3 separate regions of the Mus musculus genome follow, and regions 1 and 3 are each linked to region 2. A link is a loop called in an ENCODE intact Hi-C map of the cell type or tissue named here. Cell type or tissue: heart. All regions are shown on one strand.

Region 1 (8,000 bases), 60 kb after region 2:
ATGCTTGTTTTTTTTCTTTTTTATTTTTTTTCCATTTTTTATTAGGTATTTAGCTCATTTACATTTCCAATGCTATACCAAAAGTCCCCCATACCCACCCACCCCCACTCCCCTGCCCACCCACTCCCCCTTTTTGGCCCTGGCGTTCCCCTGTACTGGGGCATATAAAGTTTGCGTGTCCAATGGGCCTCTCTTTCCAGTGATGGCCGACTAGGCCATCTTTTGATACATATGCAGCTAGAGTCAAGAGCTCCGGGGTACTGGTTAGTTCATAATGTTGTTCCACCTATAGGGTTGCAGATCCCTTTAGCTCCTTGGGTTCTTTCTCTAGCTCCTCCATTGGGAGTTGCTAATGCTTGTTAAGGTCTACTAAGCACACTGAAGTTATAGCAAGAGTAGGGAATGTGGGCAATGCAACGTTGAATAACATAGAACTCTATAACTCGTGGTCCAGTGGGCATACAGTGAGCTGCAAGGGATCATTACAGTACAGGAAGAGAAGCCTCGCTCTCTGCTTCAACTGTTACTGGGAAGCTGACTGGCACTGAGTCACAAAAGCATGTAAACTCACCATGTTTTTATATTAATCATGGAAGTAAGATGCCCTGATGAAAGGTTGGCTAGGGTGCCACCTGGTGGCAGACAGCTTGCCTAGCATATACAAGGCTTCTCTGGTCCTCTCAAAATGCCAATTTTCTCACTTCAACTTTGAGGTGAATACTGTAATATCTTCTAGAACCTTTTCCCTTAAATATAAAAATAAATACTAGAAGTCTTTGTGGAAATTGTTTTTGTTTTCACAAAAAACAGGACTAAAGAGAACACTTTTCTCCTGGCTGCTTGTTCATCCAATGCCCCCCTCCCCGCCCCCACGTTATTTGCTGTGGGTTATAAGGAACTTCCTAAAGAATCGGAGCTTAACAGGAAGACCAGAACCCCCAGAGCTCTCTGGGACTAAAACACCAATCAAAGAAAACATATGGTGGGATTTGTGTCTCTAGCTGCTGCATATGTAGCAGAGGATGGCCTAGTCGGCCATCAGTGGGAGGAGAGGCCCTTGGTCTTGTGACGATCATATGCCCCGGTACAGGGGAATGCCAGGGCCAGGAAGCGGGAGTGGGTGGGTTGGGGAGCAGGGGGAGGGGGGATTTTCAGAGAGGAAACTAGGAAAGGGGATAGCATTTGAAATGAAATAAAGAAAAAAACAAAACAACAACAAAAACCCAGGAAGACCAGAATGCCAGGAGAAACACACAAACTGTGGAAGCCTGGCTCCTGAGGCATAAAGGAGAACAGGACTTAAGTGGGAACAGGGCTACTGACCATTAGTGTCACACTCTGACAAAGAATCTGGCTACACTATGCCCACCTCCTGGAGAAAAAAAAAAAAAAAAAAAAAAAAAAAAGCAAGGTTGAACTCAAAGGTAATGGACTAGGTTGTCAGGCCGAAGCCGTCTCACAACAGGTAACACAGGTAACGTTAGTACAAGCTGTGCATGGTTACAATTCACTCTTCCCCATCAGCCGTGCAGTCAGAGGGAGGGCAGAGACATGACATAGCAAAAAAGAGGGTGTGAGCAAATTCTACAGACAAGTCCTGTGCAGAGAAGGACGATGTGACTGCTAAGGAGGTGAGGTGCTTGGAGGACAGGACCCCAAGACTGGAGGCTCGGGCTTAAGGAGATATAAGTCCACCTGAAGAAGAGCCCGCGCTGACAGTACTACTGAGGGGTTCTCTGCCCTAAAAGAACGGCTTAGGGACCTGGTTCAACCACTGAGGCTCAGGTCATCATCACTACTGTAGAAGGGAGTCAGCCTGCAATGTGAACTGGCAGAGAACTGGGCAGCACTGACTGTGGCGGTTGTAAACATGAGAAATGCAGAAGTTATGGGACCGTGACAGCTTGCACCAATGTCCCACAGAGCTGCTGGGGCCAGGCCATGTGTAGCAGTGTCACATTCCTGCAAGTGGCTTGAAAGGCCACCCCATAGAGCTGTGAAGGTAAAGCTTACGATGTTGCAATGGGGATCCCAGGATACTACAGACGCCAGGACTGTGGGACATCTGCTAAAGAAAGCCTCCCACATAGAGTGGAGCCAGCTCAGCAGAAGGGCAACACATGCTGCAGACAGCAGAAATGGATGGGTGGGGCTGTCTAGGCTTATTGGAGCGCAGGACTCCACCAAGAGTTCCAGGTGAGGGACATGGAGTTTGGCTTTTGGTATTAGTCCTGCTGTAATTTGGTCTTTCCTTGCTGTCTTGGTTAGTTTTTATCAACCTGACACAAAAAAATATCTGAGATGAAGGAATCTTGACTGAGAAAATCCCTCTTCAATAAGACTGGTCTGTAAGCAAGTCTGTAGGACATCTTAATAGATGATTGGTGTGGGAAAGTCTGTCTCATTGTGGGTGGGACTACTTTTGGGTGAGTGCTCCTAGGCTGTACAGAAAAGCAGGCTGACCAAGCTATGGGGACAAGCCAGTCAGCAGTGCTCCTCTATGGCTCCTGTTTCACTTCCTGCCTCCAGGTCCTTGCCTTAAGTTCATGCCCCGACTTGCTTCATTGACGGACTGTGATGTGTAAGTATAAGACAAAATAAACCCTTTCCTCACCAAGTTATGTTTGGTGATGGTGTTTATCACCACAAAAGAAACCCTAAGACACCCATTATCATTCCTTTTTTCTCAAATGAAAGTATTTACTCTACACCACTGTATATTGAAAATGTGTAAAATTTTAAAAATAATTTATTTTACAGGGAGCTGACAGTTCGAAGCCTGAATCTCAGAAAAGCCTTTGGATTATTTATTATTATCTAAAAAATCATATAGAGGTGTGTATGTGTATATGTGTTCATGTGTACAGGAGCCCTTGGACACCAGGAGAGGGTGTCAGATCCCTCAGAACTGGAGTTCCAGGTTGTTGTAAGCCAGTGTGTGGGTGTTGGGACCTGAACCTAGGTCCTCTGAAATAGCAGCACGTGCCCTTGACCATTAAGCCAACTCACCAGCCCCTTGGATAACTATTTTGTCACAAAGACTATTGAACACAGCCTTGCCATGTACAACTCCTAGTATGAGAAGACACATGTGTCTGAGAGAATCATATCACAAGTGAAACATGTCTTACCAGAGGAGGAAATTTCTTCACCTCTTTTCATTCCCAATCTTTTGTAAATTTCTCTCTCAGGATCAACATAGATTTCATGAGAATATCCAGTCAGTTTGCAGAAAGGCTAAAAAAAGAGAATAAAATAATTGGAATTTCTCATGAGAACAAATGAGAGACAAATAAGGACAACCTAGCTTTCTGCCAAGGAGCCTATACTCAGCTCAACAAATGTAATTTTGTATCTGAAACCTATTTAAAACAGTGGCCCCTCAGTTTGCTAGATAGTTACCTCAATATGATGGTATGATGATTGTCCAATCACTATGAGGGTGACATCTGCTTCCTTTGGGAGGAAGAAGGACAAGTACATATTATTAGAAACTATGTGTATTCGAAAGAACTTTCCCTAAAGCAATTCTTTCATTTTGTTCTAATGCCACCTATAGGCTTCGAAGAGAATAGAAAACAAAATTGCTTGAGTAGAAAGAAATGCATACTACGATATTTGAGTAACTCAGATGATTTGTTTTCTCTAGGTAAGAATTTCAAGGCCTAAGAGTCAAACATAAAACTATTAGAAGGAAACGCAGAGGGAAGCTCAGTAGCACTTGTGTAGCAGTGGTCTGGCTCGGTGAGTAAAGGTGCTGTTGTGCCTGCTGACCTGAGTTCCATCTCAGGGACCCACGTGGTGGGGAGAACTGACTCCTGCGAGCTGCCTGACCTCCACACTTGCACATATAAGTCAATAAGACACAGAAACGAAAGTTAACACACCAAGAAGGTTGTGTATTCCTTATAGCAAAGGAAAACGACAGAGAAAAGACACAACCCACTGACTGGACTAAGAAAACCTATGCAAAGTAGGCACTTGTCAAAAAGACCTATGAAGTCTATGTTACAAATTCAAATACAGCAAGAAGACAATCCAGTTTTTAAAAATGGACCAAAAATGGGATAGGGATCAGGACCTGTCTAGTACTCTCAGGTTCTGAGATTTGACCTCTAACAACCAAGGACTAAGCCAGAAGCCGTGTGAAATCATTCTCGGGCTGGGGAGATGGTTCGGGGGGGTAAAGTGCTTGCTGAGGATCTGAGTTCTGTCCCCAGAATCCATGCACAAAGGCTAGTGCAGCTGCACGTGTGTGCAAAACCCCACAAAACCCCAGCAAGACAGAGGAGGAAGCAGGTGGATCCTGTCGCTCCCCGTCCAGTCAGTCCATTCATATCAGCAAGCTCCAGACCAGCGAGATGTTACATAAAAACCACGAATAGCCCCTGAGGAGCAACACTTGTGGTTTACCCTCTGGCCTTCACGCACATGCATGTGCAAACTTGTACACCCACGTGCACAAATTTGTACACTCTCGACACAAACTGTTGAGCATCGCTTATCATTAGAGACATGAAAACAGAAATGAGGTATTCCTTCACCCTAGGAGAGATGCTACTAATCAAACAGAAGGAAGTATCGGTGAGGACATGGAACAAAGAGGATCTTTACACGGTGCTGGTAAGAATGAACTGAACAGCTTCTACAATCAGGGCAGTACAAGGGTTCTTCCAAAACTTAAAGAGAACTGCCACGTGATTCAGAACTGCTACTGTGGGTGACACAGCCGAAAGAATTAAAATGAGCACGCCAAAGAAACCCCACACTTCCATGTTCACCGTAGCACCGTCAACACCAGCTGAGGTGAGGAAGCAACTCAGGTGTCCATCAGTGGACAAATGCATAAAGTGTGGTACCCCAAGAAGTAGCATCCAACCATAAAAAAGAAATTGGTTCTGGTTTTTCCGAAACAGGGTTTCTCTGTGTAAGAGCCCTGGCGGTCCTAGATTTGATTTGTAGGCCAGGCTGCTCTCTAACTTTCAGAGCTACTCCTGCCTCTCTCTGCTTCCTGAGTGCTGGCATTAAAGGCATGGGCCAGCAAGCCTGGCTGAGGGGTTTGTTTGTTTTTGTTATCTGTAAAACATGGAGGCCATTCTGCTGAGTGAAATAAGCCAGGGACAGAAAGACAAACACTGGATGACCTCACACGGAATACATACGGAGTCAAACATTATAACTCATGGAAGTAGAGAACAAAACAGTGGCTACCACGGGCTGGGAGAAAGGGGGTGGAACACACTGAAACGTGCTCAAAGGGTACAATTTCAGGGAGACATGAGCAAGAGGGATCCTTTTAGAAATGTGCTGTCCAGCACAGTGACACAGTTACTAGTAATGTGCTACTCCAAAATCACCAAAAGCCATCTACTTTAAATGTTCTTTGTGAGGGCTGGAGAGATGGCTCAATGGTTAAGAACACTGACTGCTATTCCAGAGGTCCTGAGTTCAGTTCCCAGCAACCACATAGTGGCTCACAACCATCTGTAATGAGATAGGATGCCCTCTTCTGGTGTTTCTGAAGACAGTGACAGTGTACTCATATAAATAAAATAATCTTTATATGTTCTTTGTAAGCACATACACATCATGTTTATTGCTTCATTATTCACAATACAGAACCAGTGTGGGTATCTGCCAGCAGATGCATGTACAAAAAAAACCCAAACAACCCAACAACAACAACCCCCCACATCACATACACACATAAACGCACACATACACACACACTGGGAAATGTAATCAGTTATGAAGAATGAGGTAATGTTTATGAACTGCAGGAAATGAGTGGAAATGGACATTATGCCAAGTCAAACAAGCCACAGACAGACAAATATAGTATTGTTTTCTCTCACATGCAGAACTAGGCTTAAGTTTATATGCACATATTTATGTAGAGTAGAAAGGGTGTTGTGAGGATGAGGTCTAGATGCATGAGGGAATGAGAGGGTAAAGGAATATTAAGAAGACAAAGATGACCAGTGTGGCTCTGGAGGAGGGAAGCAGCAAGAAGGGGTGACCACATATAATAACAGAATAGGCATGTATGAAAATATCACGAGACCCATTTCTCTTTATGCTGAGTAACTTATGCCAACAATATTAAAAATGTTTACAACGCAAAGATGCTTCAGTGTATTATAAACAAAAGGAATAGAAGGGCAGGCAGAAGTTTTTAATTTTTTCCTCACTCATCCTGTAAATGTGTGCTGAAAATAGATCTTAGTTTTACAAATGCCCAGTGTCTTCAGTTACAAAGCTCTTCTGGCGACTGAAGAAAAACGCAAAGCTGCACTTTTAATATACGTTACATTTTCCTATAATGGATTACTATTTGGGTTGTAAACACAGTTGCTGTCTGTGTTTTGATTTTTTGCGTTCTTACGCAACATTTTGACACAGGCATTTTTACCAGGTAAAATTATGGTAGTCCGATCCCAAGAGGGCGCAAAAGAGCGCATTAGGACAGAAATAGACCCCCGTGGGTCTCAGCAGCCCCAGAGGATGAAGGAGGGGCCACCCACCCACAGCTCACCCCCACTGCATCGGCCGCTGTTGCTCACTCGGGAAACTTACTCGGAGGACGCTCTTGGGGATTTTGGCCAGATCTTCGACATATTCTTTACAGACGTAACACAAGAAATGCTGAAAGGCAACCATGCAGAAGAGCACGTCAACAAGGTAGCAGCCAGGTTCCAGAAGGTCCGGGCGGTCGGTTCCAGGCGAGGTGCTGCACCCGCCGCGGCCCAGGATCTGGGCGGCCAACGAGAGGCACTTCCCCTCCCGCCCTACCCGTGCTCACCCTCACAAACACCACCACGGCTCGCCGCTCTCGGAACAGCGCTCCGAACGTCACCCGTCTCCCAGACGCGTCCAGCACGGGCAGCTCCGCTACGGCGGCCGCTAGCGGCTGCCCGCGCTCTGTGACCGAGCCAGCCGGGCTCGGGACCCGGCCTGCGCAGCCGCTGACCTGCCGCGTCACCGGCGCGGCCATCGCGGAGGAGGGCGACCGCTCAGGTCAGCCACCGACCGCGGGGGGCGGGGTTAAGGGGGAGGGGCGGGGCTGAGACTGGAAAGGCGGGGTCACGAGGGTGAGGAGGGGACTGGAGGCGGGGCCACGCGGGGCCGACCCTTCGGAGGCGTGGCCACAAGGGACGCTACGGAGCTACAGAAGGAAAACACTCCAAACCGTTCTTCCAGTTTGAATACCAAGGGAGGGGACAGTGCTATGGGAGGTGCGGCTGAGGCACTCCCTCTTTCTACTGCCTACAACACTTTCCAATAAAAATCATATTCTTTACAGTCGTAACACAGGAAATGCTGAAGAAGGACTGGAAAGATAGATCAGGGGTTAACAGCCCTGGCTTATCTGGTAGAGAACCAGGGGGTTCAGTTTCCAGCATCCACATAGCAGCTCACAACTCTAGTCTCAGGGTATCTGATACTCTGGCACCCACAGTAGGCACTGTTCAGAGTGCCTACTGCTCTGAAAGAGGACCCAAGTTAGATTCTCAGTTCCCACATCAAATGTTCATAACTGCCTGTAACTCTTGACACTTTCTTGGGGATTCTGCAGGCATCTGCACTCACACAGAAAGAGTGACAGAGGAATGGAGAGAGAGAGACAGAGGAGGAGTGGGTGGGGAGGAAGAAATTAAAAATAACAGTTCATTAAAATTTTTAGATTAATAGCTGAGGCTGTGGTGGTGCACGCTTTAATTCCAGCACTTGGGAGGCAGAAGCAGGCAGATGGCTGAATTCGAAGCCAGCCTGGTCTACAAGACAGGTCTAGGACAGCCAGGACTACACAGAGAAACCCTGTCTCAAAAAAAAAAAAAATAACAAATAAAACTTAAATTACATTTTATTTATTTTGTGTGTGTGTGTGTTGTCTCTTTGTGGGTATATACAAGTTCCTCTTGTGTGTGGAAGTCGAAGGACTTTTGGAAGTTGGCTCTCTGCTTCCATCGTGTGGATCCCAAATATTGAACTCATGGCAA
Region 2 (8,000 bases):
ATTTTTAACATGTGTTTCTGCTTGCATGCACGTATGAATGTACTATGTGCTTGCAGAGGCACACAGGCCAGAAGGTAGTGTCATGTCCTCTAGAACTCTAGTGACAGATAGTCATGATGTACAGTGTGGGTCTCTGAAAGAGTATCCAGCACTCTTGATTACAGAGCCATTTTTTGCAGACTCAGAAAAATAAAAGTACACAATCTAAATAAATACTCCCACAATGAGAAACACCACTTAGAAAATCTCACAATGTCGGTCAGGCTGTACAGTCTTAAACAGCCGCTGTGCACCAAGTGATCTCACGGCTATTTCTTCCAAGTACTGAGACTACCGGGGGCGCTCCGCCACACCTTCTAAACGTTCGCTACGTTTTCAAAGCATCCTAAAACATAACTCAGTAGGCAACTGGTGTCTTGGTAAACTTTTTCTGTTTTCTAAAGATAAGATCTTGCTGTGTAGCACAGGCTTGTCTTGAACTTGGGATCTCTCGCCTGAGTGCTCAGCACACCTGGTCTCAAACGGTTTTGTTTTGTAAGAGGAAGAAGCACTCTTTCCCGTTTTGAATCTGATCACTTCAGTCAAACCTTGAGTTAAAAGATTTACCTTGAGCTTCTTATTTATCTTGCAACAATATCTGTAAACCATGGCCAGATTGAGTGGTCCAAAATCCGCATAGAAGCTTTAAAAAAAATAAATAGAAACAAGTATACATGTTTTAGCTGCTCTGAATGTAAACGCTCCTAAAATTACGGCAAGAGGGCATCCACCAACCCAAATTAACACTGGCCATACAATTCTAAGGTCCTGCCCTACTAATACTAACAGAAGGAATTATTCTGGTAAACAATACCTACATAATTATTCAACAAGTGAGCTAGAGTTATGCACCTCATTAGCAGAGAGCTCAGCTACTTGCACCAGATCTTGTTACCTCCCCCTAACATAGCCCTACACACACACACACACACACACACACACACACACACCAATCGTAGAATAACTAACCTCAATTTAAAAAAAAAAATTGTTCTTGACATATTATCCACTAGCAAAACCAGTATTTTACACATTCTTATTTTACACAGCTCTATAGTATAAACTATAAGAATAACTAATCAGGGTTTAAATAGAGGTTCTTTGTATCCTCAAAGATCTTTTTTTTTTTAACCAAGAATCTGAAACAGCACCCAGCTGCAAGTGTTTTTCAGATATACAATTTTTCCAAGCCTATGTCATCTGCACACATACCTAGAGATTCCTCAGAGGAAATTTCAAAAGTTTGAGTCTTCCAAGAGGCAATACTTACTTCTCATACTCTAGCTCGTTATCTATGCTGAAATAATGTTCGTTTGTTGCACTCTTTGGTCTGCTGTAGAGAATGGCAAAACAAAGGCGATCTGCAATGGAAAACAGCAGTGTTCTTTTCTTCAAGTTCTTAAACAGGTGTCCCCAGCCAAGACCCAACTCCTTTCTGATGAATTCAAAGATGGCTTGTTTGATTTTGTTGTGTCCCCCCCACCCCACCCCATGTTTCAGATGGCAGAGGTGACAATGTGTAACTTCAAAAAGTCTCTTTGGTGAATATTAATAAATAAGCAAAGCTTTAAAGAAGAAATTGTCTTAATCTTAGTAAGGACCATGGTGGTAGGTGATTATTTCATGTAGTGGTACTGTTTCAGTTTCTGCAGCAACTAGACTAAGAAATTTCAGGAAATTCAGCATACCTCTGATAGCTAGCCTATAACCATGCATTAAGTTTACGATGACACACTGAAAATACATGTAGCAATACATGAAAATACATGTTGCTGTTTACAACTATAGAACACAAGGTGGTATGTTTATACAATTAATCTCATAGATACGTATTTTTTAAATTGGAATCACTGCTTTGGGTTTCTTATAAATTGCTGTTTAAAATCAAGGTGAATGTGAGGGGAGGCCAGACTGGGGTAGAATCTGTGTTGCATGAGTCAGATGCTGTGGAGTTCAGCAAGAAGGGAAGTGATGTTCAAAGGCTCCATCCATCTTTATTCCCACCAACCCCCAGAAAAAGGCAACATCTTAACAGCACTCAGATACCTACACCCAAAACATGGCAAAAATCAAAGTGGTAAGAAACAAGAGCCGAGACGTCCTTTTCTCAAATGGTACTTTAAACTTTCCAATCTGTATCTCCTCTCTCAGAACAGCTGCAAATATCTCCTAGTAAATGCAACAAACTTCTTGCAGCCGCATTCAAATGGGTGACAGGGCTTTGTCCTTTCTAATCACAAATGACCTTTGATCTTTGGCTGGACTGGGAATTTCACCAGCTCCCACACAGGGTGGGTGGAGAGGCTGTAGGACATAGGGGTCACAAGCACATTAAGGCACATTAAGGTTTACCCCCAAAGTCAGTGGACCCAGAAAGGAGGCCAGTTGGGCTCCTAGGGCAGCAAGTCGCTCCTCCAGCCATCCTAAGTCCTGCCCCGTGCACTCACCTCGGATCACCTCGGCCATCAGAGGGGTCCCTGCGCCCTCCCGTCTCATGACTCCAAAGCATCTGGAAAGCAGGGCAAGAGAAGGACCCGCGAGTCTGGGATGACCGCGACGGACGGACGGGAAGAAAAAAAAAGAAAGTGTGACCACACCCCCAAAGTCTAAAAAACAGTGAAGTTTAAAGGGCCGCGCCCATGCATGGGCACGGAAACGCCCTGGCGGGTGACAAGCAGCAGACTGGGAGCCAACCCCGGAAGTCCAAACTCTAGGACGTCCCTGGGGCAGCCAGGGGCCAGTCTCCTGCAAAAGGGGCCAGGCCCACGGGCAGGCGCGACCAGAGGTCAGCCGCCCTGCAGAGGGAGAAAGAGAGAAGGAAAGAGACCTGGCCCACGAGCACACGCAACTAGGTCCAAGTGTCCTGCAAAGGAAGAAAGCAGACACACAGGCACGCGCGGCCAGAGACCAGATGTCTTGAAAAGGGAGCGACTAAGCTAGCTTTGGGTACACTGGGCCAGCTCAAAACCGGCTGGCCGGTACGACCCAGGCACGCGTGATAAAGGATTTAGAGGCCAGGCCGGCGCAACCTTCCCCACAAACTCGGTCTCCCGCCCACCACCGCTGCCTGCCACCAGGGGGCACTCCCCGACCCAAGCAACGGAGAGTCACAGCTCAGATCAGACAGGCCTGCACCTGGGCTCTTGCACCAGAGTTCGGAAACTGCCAAGTGACTCTGCTGGAGTTGGACATGAATATAATCCAGTACGTGGAGGCAGAAAGAGGAAGGAAGATCAAGAGTTCAAGGTCAGTCTCCCCTAAAGAAAACTCATCAGGTAAAAGTACTTGCCCTTCAATGTTGTAAGCCTGAGGACCAGAGTTTAATGCCCAGAAACCACTCTACAAAGTTATCCTCTGACCTCCCCACACAGTGGGGGTAGGGCGCACAAATTTTTAATTAAAATAAATGTAATACTCCGGTCATTTGCTATGTTAAAGGTATGGGGATGGTCTAAAAGCAAAACAGTTGATGTGCTTCCTAGCAACCATTCACAGTTTTCAGTCTATGTTCTTAATCTCAAGGGAACAAGTTAACACACAGGATGGGATGGAGTTGACCCCACTTTTGTTGGGTGTCATATGGTGCTGAGTCTGTAGATCTTTATTACCTCCCCAAGTTTTCCCAAACTTTCTACAGAAAAGTGCTGAGAAGTGAAAAGTCGCCAATGAAAGTCCCTTGAAAGAAAATGAAAAGGGCAAGTTCTCCTAAAAATGACACATTATTTGTGATCCCCAAAGACCTGCATATTTCTTAACCTTATTCTAGAATCTCAGATGTATCAGACTGAGATCATGACCTACCTCTCTCTCTCTCTCTCTCTCTCTCTCTCTCTCTCTCTCTCTCTCTCTCTCTCTCTCTCTCTCTCTCTCTCTGTCACACACACACACCCCACAGCAGTCAGTATGGGGCACGGATTCTTTCTATACTTGTACCTGTAGCTCTGGCTGTCCTAGAACTCACTCTGTAGACCTGAGTTTGGCCTCACACTCAGAAATCCGCCTGCCTCTGCCTCCCAAGTGCTGGGATTAAAGGCGTGCGCCACCACCGCCCTGGCGATACATTCCTTAGTTTTCACAGTAATAAACAATAAGCAAGTCAAGAATATTCTAAATTCACCAAGCAAACCCAGTTTCAATTATATTATTACAAAAATTACAGAAATGCCATTTTAAAGTTTGAGGTTTTTTTTTTTCTTTTCATTATTATGTGTGTGTGGCAGTCAGAGGACCACTCTTTGAGGTCCTTTCATCTCCTGCCACCTTGTGAGTTCCAGTGACCAACCTAAAGTCATCAGGCCGTCTTGCAAGCACCCCTACCCGTGAGGATGCCTTCCATGTGTGCCTTAAAACCTGTGTGCCTGCAACTACTGACACCTAAGTCAGAAAATTGTTAAGCAGTTTTAGCATTTTTTAGAGCAGATGACCCAGCATGAAACAAAGGAGAGTAAGAAAGATTTATGCCTTTTTATAGCTTTTGAACTTTTGGTTACATATTATCTATTCAAAAGGGCAAGATTTTGAAAACTAAGCTTGCAGGGTAATGTTTATTCAAAGCTAAATTCATATTGAGATGTGAAGCACTTCATGAGGCTGCCTGAAGAGGGCCCTCTCCACACACTGAAAGGTGTGCACTCTCTAATCTTTGGAAATTGCACGATTTTGACTTTTGTTTGCTTGCTTACTTTGTTTTGGTTATTTTTTGCTTTGTTTTTTTTTTTTTTTTTTTTTTTTTTTGAGACAGTGTCTCTCTATATCCCCCTGGCTGTCCTGGAACTTAACAGGTAGGTCAGGCTAGCCTTTAACACAGATCAGCCTGGCTTTGCCTCCATGAGTGTTGGGATTAAAGGTGTGCCTCTACACCTAGCCTCAGGATTTAAAAACAAACCTTTTTTACAAACTAAAAGAAGCAGGGTAGCAGGATGTCTCAATGGCTTAAGGCATTTGCTATTAAGCCTAACAACTTGAGTTCAATTCCTGGGATCCACACTGTGGAAGGACGGAATGAATTCCTGAGTCATCCTCTGACCCCACAACACACACAGATTCACACAACCTTTTTTTTTTTTTTTTTTTTTCGAGACAGGGTTTCTCTGCATAGCTCTGGTTGTCCTGGAACTCACTTTGTAGACCAGGCTGGCCTTGAACTCAAAAATCCGCCTGCCTCTGCCTCCCAAGTGCTGGAATTAAAGGCATGTACCACCACGCCCGAGTCTTTGGGGCTTGGGGGTGTACAGAGTACTCATCTAGATTCTGTCTCTAGCAACAACAAAAAGTCCTGGGTTTTGCAAATTTCTGGTTTCTTCAGGCCTGAGAACTAAACCAGTTAACTTGCAACCAACAGTTGCAAGCACTGTCAAGTGAGAGCTCTGCCAGGGATCTATACCCAGACAGACTTGGACTTACTAAGAACATCTTGGAATTAGTTTACCACGGGAAAACATATTCCTCTGGGTAGAAAGGAAGCTTTCTTTCCCTGTCAGCCTGTGTGTGCTGAGCTCCCCTGTTCAGTATAGTATATGCAGCAGCAGCTCTTCCACTAAGATCTCCCCATACAGACCCAAGGCCAAAGATCAGCCACTCACTCTCAATGGACAATGTCTCTCTAGCCAGTTGCTACCTCTAGTCAGCTACCTCTTACTGTCCCCTCCTTCAGCCCTGTTGTGTGACTTCTGAAGTTTATGACCACTGACTGAGAGAAAAAACATTGACTTCCCCTATCTTTTATCTTTTAAACAAGGGGCCCTGAAGCTTCACTGCAGCTATCCAACACGTCTCACATGCATTCTGGCTATGTGAAAAAGTCCAGTTCATATCCTAGTGTCAGCTGCAGATGCAGCTTAGTGAGATGCTGTTTGCCTGTGCAAAAAGCCTGAGTTTGTGCCCAGCACCATAGAAAACTGAGCATGGTGTCCTACACCTGCAATCTCAGCACTTAAGAAGTGGGATCAGGAGGAACAGGAGTTCAAGGACATACTCAGCCACATAAACTTTGAGGTCAGGCCAGTTGGGGATACACAAGACCTTGTCTCAGAAACAAACAAGACCTTAGTATTCGGCAAAAGTATAGCCCAGTGCTGCTGCCCTTCAGTAAAGGCCTGGGGCTCCATTACCAACACAGACAGACACACAGACAGACATGAGCAGCAGCCGGTAAGCAGAGCTCCTTCACGGTCTCTGCTTCAGTTCCTGCCTCCAGGTTCCTGCCCTGGCTTCCCTCAGTGATAAGACTTTGACCTGTAAGTTTTAAGCTAAAATAAACCTTTTTCTCCAAGTTGCTTTTGGTCATGGCACAGCAATAAAAATCTAGCAGTGATGACGCATGCCTTCATTCCTGGCACTGGGGAGGCAGAGTCTGGTGGATCCTCGAGTCTGAGGACACTGACTCAGTCGGACAGAATAGTAGGGCAGGAGGGTGTGGTCAGATTTTACCGCAGGCATGTCACGTGGCCATCAGGCACAACTGTCAGAGCTGACCCAGGGAGAAGTCACAGAAGAGACATACAGGGCACTTTAGGCAGATGGATGCTCATCTACAGTTATAAGCCAGAAACTTGAACAGAGTCTTATTTTTCTATTTAAGTAATAACTTCAGAGGGGGGGAAAGATGGATGTCAATATTTACCTCATTTCAAAATAAAGACTTGCCTAAAGGAACATTTTGAAAGAACTTCACTTCAGACCCTCTTAAACTTTCTTACAGGAAACCACTTTGCCCACAGATTTTTGGGTGTGCTTCTTTACATTCACGTGAATAAACTGTTGGCGAGGGTGATACTGGTGCACACCTTTAAACCCGGGTCTGCAAAGAGAGTTCCAGAATAGTCAGGGCTTAACACAGAGAAACCCTGTCTTCAAACAAACAAAAAAGGATTTGGGGGCAAATAATCTGATATTACAGGACACAAAGCATCTGAAAGATTTCTTCGGAGTCATTTTGATTTTACAGTCATTGGTGCTAAGAACACATGCTATTTTACATAAATAACGGCATAAGTTTCAGGAGATTTCAAAAACTGTCAATTCTGTCCCACTGCAAGTTCAGAACCAAAGGGTGCAATGAAGCTAGCTACACAGGCAGCAACACAAGCAAAGACTACAATATTCACTCGCTGCACGTTTTAGAAACGTTTTACTATTAGCCAACCCCCACATTCAGTCACCAGCTCTATATGAGTTTGCACCCACAGACTAGAAAGCTGAGCCTTTCTTTATCAGAAGCAAGGTCTTAATTATACTTTATCTCCTATGTTTAAAGTCTCTCAAAACAACAATTTGGACAAGTCACAATTCTAGTCCATTCTGATAATTTTCCTTTAGAAAAATTCAGAGTGATTTAAAAAACACTACTACGGTAGTACTGTTGTGTTTTTCTTCTGTGGCGCACATAGATTAATACATTATATTTTTTTAAAATGGAAACTGGAACAAAAGACTTGAAGATAGTTAACAAAAGAAAATAAATGGCCTGTAGTTCATGAAAAAGAAGTATGCAAAGTCAGAGTAATGCAGATTCAATCACGGGGAAGCAGCACGGTCCGTCTGCTAGAATGGCTAAGATTAGAAAGACTACGTCTGCTTGTTGGGAAAGAAATAGAGCCATGAGCATATGCCTATACTCCTAAGAACCATAAAATAATATTAACGGTCCACTAACACAGAAAAGTGGCAAAGTGGAAGCCTGACCCTCCTGCAAACAAGACTTTAAGTAATAAAGGCCTCAAAGAAAAACTGCAGGCAGGGAAAGAACACATGCAGACCTAAAGCTGACTGACTATGGCCATGTCCTATAAGTCATACACTAATGAGGCTCATTATTCTGTGGAATTTTAAGAAGCCCCTTCCTTATCCAACAGTGTCCTTGGGACTTTCCAAACACCTGCCCTACCCTAAATTGCAAAGAACACAGTGTTTCTTAACTTAACTTGATAATGGCAACTGACCTTGGATTCACTTACTCCTCA
Region 3 (8,000 bases), 69 kb before region 2:
GTAACTCTTCACTCAGCCTTCTCCCCGTCAGAATCCATAGCCAAGCAAGTCACAAGACAGGGTGCTTGGAACTTTTGCAAAGGTTTTTGGTTTGGTTTGGTTACTTTCTTACTATTGTGTGTGTATATGCATCGCACGTGCACGCGGAGGTCAGAGAACAATTTGTAGAGTTGGTTCTCGCCTTCCACCTTGATGTGGGTTCCAGGGCTCAATCTCAGGTCACCAGGCTTGTGTAACAAGCAGCGTTACCCACCGAGCCATCTCACTAGCCACGTGGTAACATCTTTATTTTTTCTTTTTAAAGATTTATTTATTTTTATATATGCGAGCACACCTTTGCTGTCTTCAGACACACACCAGAAGAGGGCATCGGGTCCCATTACAGGTGGTTGTGAGCCACCCCGGGGGCTGCTGGGAACTGAACTCCTCAGAACCTCTGGAAGAGCAGTCAGTGCTCTTAACCTCTGAGCCATCTCTGCAGCCCCCTCGGTAGCATCTGGTAAGGTGTTGATAGCCAGTTTTCTGAGAAGACCAGCCAGCACTGTCCAGCATCACTACTTCATGGATTCTCCAAGACCCTGACAGCACTTCCCCACATCATTGCCACACCTCATGGAAATTCCACAGCTGGGAAGTTGATGGTCTTCCCTTTTCCCATCTCTTCTCCCACCTCTTCCAGTTTTGGGTCATTCCCACTGACCTTCTCAACCCTCAGTTTGTACATGTCTTTTTCCCCAGCTCTGGTCTTCTGGACAGTTGAAGTGTATGCAGTCTCATGTTAAAGTCTCCCCTTAGCCCTACACGGAGCTGTGTTCATTCCTCCATCACTTGTTTCTATAACTCCAGGCCTGCTTTGTGTCGTCATCACCCTCTGAATACTCCCCCCTCACCTCACCAGGCCTAGCGGCCACTTCAACCTAAATCTGTGTTGACTTAAGCTCAGCTCTCTGGCTAACTGCGCTCTGGGTTCCCTCTGCCTTGAGCATCTCCTTCGAAACTCATTAGAGTTTTGCCTCAGGCCTGTTCTCTTTCTCCGTCTTTATGTGATCTTATGTACCCTGCTCTCGAATTGTCATATGTGTGTTTTGACACCAAAATACAGATCTTTGCCTTCATCCTTCAACCCGAGTCCGAGGTCCGAGGTCTGTGTGTCTGTCTCCTGCACACCTACGCCTGCTTCGCCACTGATACCTCATGCTCAGCATGACTGAGCTGCTTGCCTGCTTCCCCACAACCCCCTGGGCCTCAGCAGGTGTCTGTGCTCCGGACCAGCATCAACACTCATCAGCTTCCCCAAGCAGAAACCTCTAAGTCTCCCTTGGAAGTCCAGTTTTCAGTCCTCTCCTACCCCCAATTCAGGCCTTCATTGTGTCCCTAATCATCCCTGTCACCGGCACAGCCTAAACTTCTGACGTCCAGCTGTCACTGCAGCTCCCGAGCCTCTCTCTGCACCAGAGTGGCTGTCATGTGGGCGTTCTGAGTGTCACATTCTCCGACCCCTTCAGACCCCTCCAGTGCCTCATGTTTGACCACTCTCGTGCCTTCTCAGGACTCATTTTGTGGCTCCCTACTTCACGTTTCTGAACACACCTTATCCTCCCCCCCCCTTCCCTGTTTGCTGAATTCTTGCCCTTCACCCTGCTGCTGATTCTCCCTTTCTCCCCCTTCAGCTGCCAGAGCAGACTGAGCCAGTTTGATCCAGTTATTTAATCTGCCCTCATTTGTTAATAGGAATAATCAACTGGAGTTGTGAGGGCTGTGTTTTATGCTCAGCTATGCTCCTATCTACAAATAGGAGAGAGGGAGGGGCCCCCTACATCTCTTACACGAGTGACAGTGACTGACGGTTGTGACAGCTGTGAATTTACTGCTCAAAACAACTAAGAATGTGTTTTTAAAATAGGATTCACAGTTAACGTGCCTATTTAGACTGCGTTAACTAAAGTCACAGACACACTCATTTCTATGAGCTGGGAAAGCGAGTTATGTAGGACTCTTCAGGGAGAATTCTTGTTTCTGTGGCTCTGTCAGACTTTAAAATCACACTAATCTCCCAGCAGCTGTGTCATTGTTGATGGTTTAAGAATTCCGTTTCTTGATACGATCGATGACCTGCCACCCCAGCTCTGGCTGATTGAGTTGACACTGGGGCTTTCCCCATTCCGCCACAGTGGACCTTCACCTCCCAGGCTTAGAACTTGATGGAAGAGCTTAAAGTCCTGTAAGCCAGTGTTTTAGTGAACAACCTGAAATGCATGCTTATTCTTCCAACTTAGCCAATTTACTGGTGTGTCACACCCATCCTTCCCTGTGTTCTGACAGCAGCTGAATTGTTCCTCATCAGTGTTCTGATGTTTGAGGGCACCTGCTACACTGCCCTGTTTTGTCTTTGAGCTTGCCTCTTCCGATCATATAAACGGAATCTTACACAGAAAAGAGAAGACACGTTAGCTTATTTCACTTGCCATATGTCTAAATTTCTGTCATGTTATGGCCTATATTTTAAAATCCCTGTTTTGTTTATCTACTTGTCAGGTGACAGACATGCTAATAGTTTCCAGTTTGAGGCTGCTGTACATAACAGCCACTGTAAACATTCATGTATGTGTTTGATAGGGATGCGCGTTCTCATTTCTCTCAGGTATGAAATTCCTGGATCATATATGAACTCTCAGAAAATTTAATAATTTTTAAAATTTTAGTCTTATGCACATTGGTGATTTGACTGCATGTATGTCTGTATAAGGGTGTTGGATCCCCTGGAACTAGAGTTGCAGACAGCTGTGAGCTGCCATGTGGTTGCTGGGAATTGAACCCAGATCCTCTGGAAGAGCAGCCAGTGTTCTTAACCACTAAGCCATCTCTCTTGTCCCCAGAAAAAAAAAATTTGAGACAAGATCTCTATGTCTTGGAACTTGCTGTGTAGTCAGTCCCAGCTGTCCTGGAGCCTGATGTGTAGACCAGGATGGCACCAAACTCATAGAGATCCACTTGTCTCTGCCTGCCTAGGTCTGAGATTAAAGATGTGAGCCATGACACCCGACTCTGTAAAAAAAATTGAAGACCAGACTGTTCCGTCCCTTCCCCTTCCCCTTCCCCTTCCCCTTCCCCTTCCCCTTCCCCTTTCCCTTCCTTTTTCTATGTATGAGTGCTCTGTCTGCATGTACACTTGCATACCAGAAGAGGGCACCACATCCCAATACAGATGGTTGTGAGCCACCATGTGCTTGCTGGGAATTGAATTTAGGCCCTCTGGAAGAGCAGTCAGTGCTCTTAACCACTGAGCCATCTCTCCGGCCCCCCAGACTGTTTTCTACGTTGATAATCACATCCCCAATACAGTCCCACAAAAGTATAACTTTCTTTTCTGAAGTAGACACTTGGTCCCACCAGCCAAAAAAAAAAAAAAAAAATCTTTGTCAAAACTTGTTAATTGCCTTTAAAGACACTCCCCTTTTCTTTCTTTAAAAATTACATGTATGAATGTTTTGTCTCTCTGTGTGTGTGTGTGTGTGCACCACATGAATGCCTGGTACCTGTGGCACCAGAAAAGAGCAGTAGATTCCTTTGAACCAAATCTACAGCTGCTTGTGAGCCACCAAGTGGATGCTAAGACCCAAACCCAAAGTCTTCAGCAAGAACAGCAAGTGCTCTTAACTGATGAACCATCTCTCCATACCCTGACTGACCTTTTGATACTAGCTGACCATTGGATATGGAATGGTGTAACTCCTCGTGGGTTGCGCCACATTTCTCTGATGATTAACAGAGTGGACATTTGAAAAGCTTTTAACTTGTGTTATCTTGCCTCATGCATGCAATACCTGAAGAAGCCAGAAGAGGGCACAAGATGCTGGGGATTTGGACTAAGGTCTTCCTAATTCCTCCTCTGAGCCATCTCTCCAGCCTGCTTTAAACATTTCGAATTGTTAGCTAGGATGGGGCTAGAACACTTGCTTAGCACATGGGAGTCCCTGAGCTCCACTCTTAGCACTCTCTCTCAATATATAAAAAAAGTCTACAATTAAAACTTCACTTCAGAGGGCTAGAGAGTTGGCTCAGTGGTTAACACTGGCTGCTCTTCCAGAGGACCCCAGTTCAATTCCCAGCACCAACATGGCAGCTCACAACTGTCTGTAACTCCAGTTCCAGGAGATCCAACACCCTTATACAGACAGACATGCAGTCAAATCACCAGTGTACATAAAATAAAATAAATCACTAAACCTCACTTAAAACCATGAGTCAGAGAAGAGGGGAAAACATGAAAACCGTTTCAACAGGTTCTCATGATGAAGTTATCAGACAAATGTAGAAAAAAAAAAGGCGTGATAAGGAAGAGGCTTGGGGCATGGGCCTGGAGAAAGTCTGAAATACCATTTTTTTTTCCTTTTAGAACCAACTAAAGAGATTTATAAAAGTGGGCACTGTGACCCATTCCTTTAAGACTTCTGTCGGTGGTTCCCAATTACCTTGTGTCCACAGCATCTCTTATTTTCTCCCACAGTTCTCATACTGCCCATCTGCCTTCAGGAAGGGTCCATGGTGGTGCAGTGTGATAGAGATGACTGATGACATCATTTCCAGACTGTTGTGAAGCACAGACTGTTCCTGCAGTTGGCAGAAGGCATAGGATGGTAGAGAGAACTCACAAGACGTGACCCCGAGGGCTTGGGGTCACCTTTAACCTTATTTACATTTCCAATACAGTCCCACAAAAGTATAACTTGCTTTTCTGAAGTAGACATTTGGTCCCACCAGCCCCCCCCAAAAAAAATGTCTTTCTTATGATTATGTATCTTTTCAGAGTTCCTGAGTTGGAGGTAGAAGAGGAAAACCAAGTCCAAGAGATGACCTTAGATGAGTGGAAAAACCTTCAAGAACAAACCAGACCAAAGCCTGAGTTCAATATTCGGAAGCCAGAGTCCACAGTTCCTTCCAAGGCAGTGGTGATTCACAAGTCCAGATACAGAGACGATGTAAGCTTGTCTCAGGGGAATCTGTACTGTTGACCTCATGAGGCACATAATAGCCCAGTCTCAGTGGGTGTGGAAATAGGACCTTGCTATTTGGCATTCTTGTTCTCCTCTCCCCACCACCAAAACATTTATTTTGTATTTGAGGAGTACATGTCAAACCTGTGGTTGTCAGGAATAGAGACTTGGTGCCCACTTAGCCATCTTGCTGGCCTGCCGCTTGGCATTCTTGTTTCTGTTCAAGCTTCATCAAGGATGATGGAAAGGACTAGAACTTGGCATGTGCACAGTCAGGTACTACACATTCTCTGGAAGCCTTGAAAGTCTGGTCTCTCAGTGAAAGAGGCACAGAGGAGATGTTTTGAACATTACTGGCTCTGCCTTTTGATGATCAGAATGCAATCCTCTCAGGTCCTTTGGTTTTAGACTTTAGTGTGTCACCTGGTCTGGTATTAAAACTATCCTCCTGCTTCAGCACCCTGAGCTGTGCACCACCATGAGTGCTTATCTTCCAATGGGTCAGTTGATCAGTTGAAGCAATAGCTGGGAACATAAGTTCTGTGATCCCTTTGTACAGTATTTTAATAGCCCTGCTTCCTCTGCCCAGCTCTAGAAACAAAAGAGAAGCCCCTGGCCTGCTGATAGCACGGTCAGACACCATTCCACAACCAGCTGTCCTGAAGGCATTATTAAGGACTTCAGTGTTGTGCAGACCTTATTGTTCTGCATGGTTTCTATACAGCTCTATCCCTGTGTGTGTACACGTGTGCCTGTCACTCTCCACTTTTATTTTCCGAGACAAGATCTCAGTGAACCTGGGCCTCACCAATGCAACTAGACTGGCTAGTGAGCTCCAAGAAGACTGTCTTTGCCTCCCTGGTGCTGCAGCTATAGATGTGCCCTGCCACAGTCAGCTTTTTGATTGAGTGTTGGGCATATAAACTCAAGTCCCTATGCAAGCACGTTACCAACGTGGTTCTGTTTCCAGAGACCAACATCAGACTTTTTACCAGATGCCTGAACCGAGATATTCCAGGGAAAAGCATCAGTCATTTAATTGCATTTGTTTGTTTGTTGCTGAAGTTAAAGGAACTCTGAAGCACCCGGGTGTAGAATGTAAGAATTCCTGTTGTCAGTCACAGCATGAAACCATGCAGATGGCTGTGATGAACAGTCGTCTTCCCTGCTGGATATTACTCCCTGACTTGCAGTCAGAAGTTTGTTAGATTTCTAGCACTGTTGAAAAATGCCTGAGGTCATTTATAGTGAGAAAAGCTTTGGTTCAGCCTCAGGTTGTGTGGCCCAGTGGCTTTGGGCCTGTCACATCAAAAATGCAAACAGATGGCAGAAAACCTTATTTGCTTGCCAGACTGTGGCCCAAAACCAGCCACGTGTCCAAGTGTCTCTATCCAGAACACAGCCTCTATCATGCCTCACCTCTTTACGATTGCACCACCCGCCAAGACCATCACTATGGGTCCTTTGAGATCCACATCATGGCAGTTTCCAGGTGCACTTTGGTCAGTCATGACTGGTGACACAGCATACTCACTGTCCTCTATTTGGTCAGTTCAAAGTCTAAGACACATTACTAACACGTTTTGGGATGTTCCACCAGAGACAGGATAAAGCTTCCTGTGAAACCACTGTGCCATCAGGCTGGGAAACAGGTAAAAATAGAAGCCAGTTCCTCAAACCACATCAGATCCATCTTCCTGGCTCCAGAGATCTATTGGAATATTTGAGGTAACCAAGTTAGCTGAGTCACCGAGCTTCATTAGTTTGGTTTCAATAAAGTGAATGTCTTTATGTTAATCTTCTGGTCATTGCAGAATTTAGCCAGGGATTGTTCTTAAAAAGCATGAGCCAAATCTTTTGTGGTTTTGTTTTTTCAAGACGGGGTATCTCTGTATAGTCCTGCTTGTCCTGGAACTCACTCTGTAGACCAAGCTGGACTCATAAACTCAGAGATTCACCTACCTCAGTCTCCTAAATGTTGGGACTAAAGGCGCGAGCCACCGCATCCAGCAGGACTTACTTCTACCTGAATAGACTAACTAGGATCTGATGCATATATTCCCGGTGCTTGGGACCCTGAGTGCAAGATCGCCAAAGTTTCATGCCAGTCTGAAGTATTGTTTTGCTTGTGTTAGACAGTGTCTTAGTGTTCAGGGCTGGGACACATCCAGGGTCTTCCTAGTCCACAGGGTCACACAGACCACCAGGGCAGCACATTAAAAATGTGCATCTGTGGAGATGGCTGCGCCTGTGCCCGTCTGACCCTATAACTCTTTCAGATGGTGAAGGAGGACTATGAGGATGAGTCTCACGTCTTCCGGAAAGCTGCCAATGACATCACATCCCAGCTGGAGATTAACTTTGGTAACCTCCCTCGCCCTGGTCGGGGAGCCAGAGGCAGCACCCGGGGAGGCCGAGGGAGAATGAGAAGAACAGAGAACTATGGCCCCCGTGCAGAAGTGGTGGTAAGTGGCTGTATTGTAAATCCCTGACGGCTTGCTGAAGGAGAGGGCAACTGCTTTGGGCTACAGTGGTCTGATTTTGTGGTTGCCTCCTAGAGTCTGATCTGGAGCAATTTTGAACAGTGTCACTTTACTGACATAATCACAATTCTCTCAGGCGGGCCACGGGTGTCACATCTGCCTGTCACGCTGAGGCTCATGGCAGAGAGAGCTCTTTCCAGAAAAACCTTGCTTAACACTGGACTTCTATGACTTAAATTCCCCACTTCATGTCTTTACCTAAAACACTAGCTCTCCGTGAGAAGCTGTGTGACTTCATCCTTTGCTTACCTTGGTGGGTACCTCGCATGTAATAAACAGTTACTTTTTTAGGTTTATGAGTATGTACACCAGTGTACTGTCTGTAACTCTAGTTCCAGAGGTTCCAACACCTTCACACAGATGTACACTCGAGACAAAACACCAATGCACAGAAGTAAAGAATAAAGACCTCTCTCTCTCTCTTTTTTTTTTTTAGACCCAAGATGTTGCTCCCAACCCGGAT

What was found. Hi-C counts contacts between places; a loop is a spot of excess contacts. Peaks named below come from ENCODE experiments on the same cell type or tissue, not always from the same donor. Only the 100,000 strongest peaks of a DNase experiment are listed, where the experiment ranks them.
Region 1: it touches region 2 in a loop (6-fold over the local background); 32 of 42 quality-filtered maps call a loop at or near these places.
Region 3: it touches region 2 in a loop (4-fold over the local background); 4 of 42 quality-filtered maps call a loop at or near these places.

The regions. Positions count from the first base shown.
Region 1 is chr13:64,305,691-64,313,690 of GRCm38, forward strand. It overlaps Prxl2c (peroxiredoxin like 2C), which reads right to left and starts at 7,020. Exons shown (of 6, transcript NM_025370.3): 1 at 6,803-7,020; 2 at 6,577-6,645; 3 at 3,403-3,456; 4 at 3,132-3,237. The coding sequence starts at 6,994. In heart, CTCF peaks have their summits at 645 (motif pointing left), 3,554, 6,435 and 7,148; DNase peaks (open chromatin) are centred at 4,331, 6,571 and 7,021; H3K4me3 peaks cover 2,429 bases; H3K27ac peaks cover 2,934 bases.
Region 2 is chr13:64,245,919-64,253,918 of GRCm38, forward strand. It overlaps Cdc14b (CDC14 cell division cycle 14B), which reads right to left. Exons shown (of 14, transcript NM_172587.3): 2 at 1,310-1,400; 3 at 607-682. 1810034E14Rik (RIKEN cDNA 1810034E14 gene) reads left to right here and starts at 2,782. Exons shown (of 3, transcript NR_045798.1): 1 at 2,782-3,285. In heart, CTCF peaks have their summits at 3,109 (motif pointing right) and 4,639 (motif pointing right); DNase peaks (open chromatin) are centred at 2,713, 3,073 and 6,463; H3K4me3 peaks cover 1,779 bases; H3K27ac peaks cover 2,031 bases.
Region 3 is chr13:64,177,300-64,185,299 of GRCm38, forward strand. It overlaps Habp4 (hyaluronic acid binding protein 4), which reads left to right. Exons shown (of 8, transcript NM_019986.3): 6 at 4,808-4,979; 7 at 7,274-7,459; 8 at 7,974-8,000. Among named protein-coding and RNA genes, the nearest start is that of Habp4, 19 kb to the left of the region's middle. In heart, CTCF peaks have their summits at 3,188 (motif pointing right) and 3,835 (motif pointing right); no DNase peak of the experiment used is centred here; H3K27ac peaks cover 619 bases.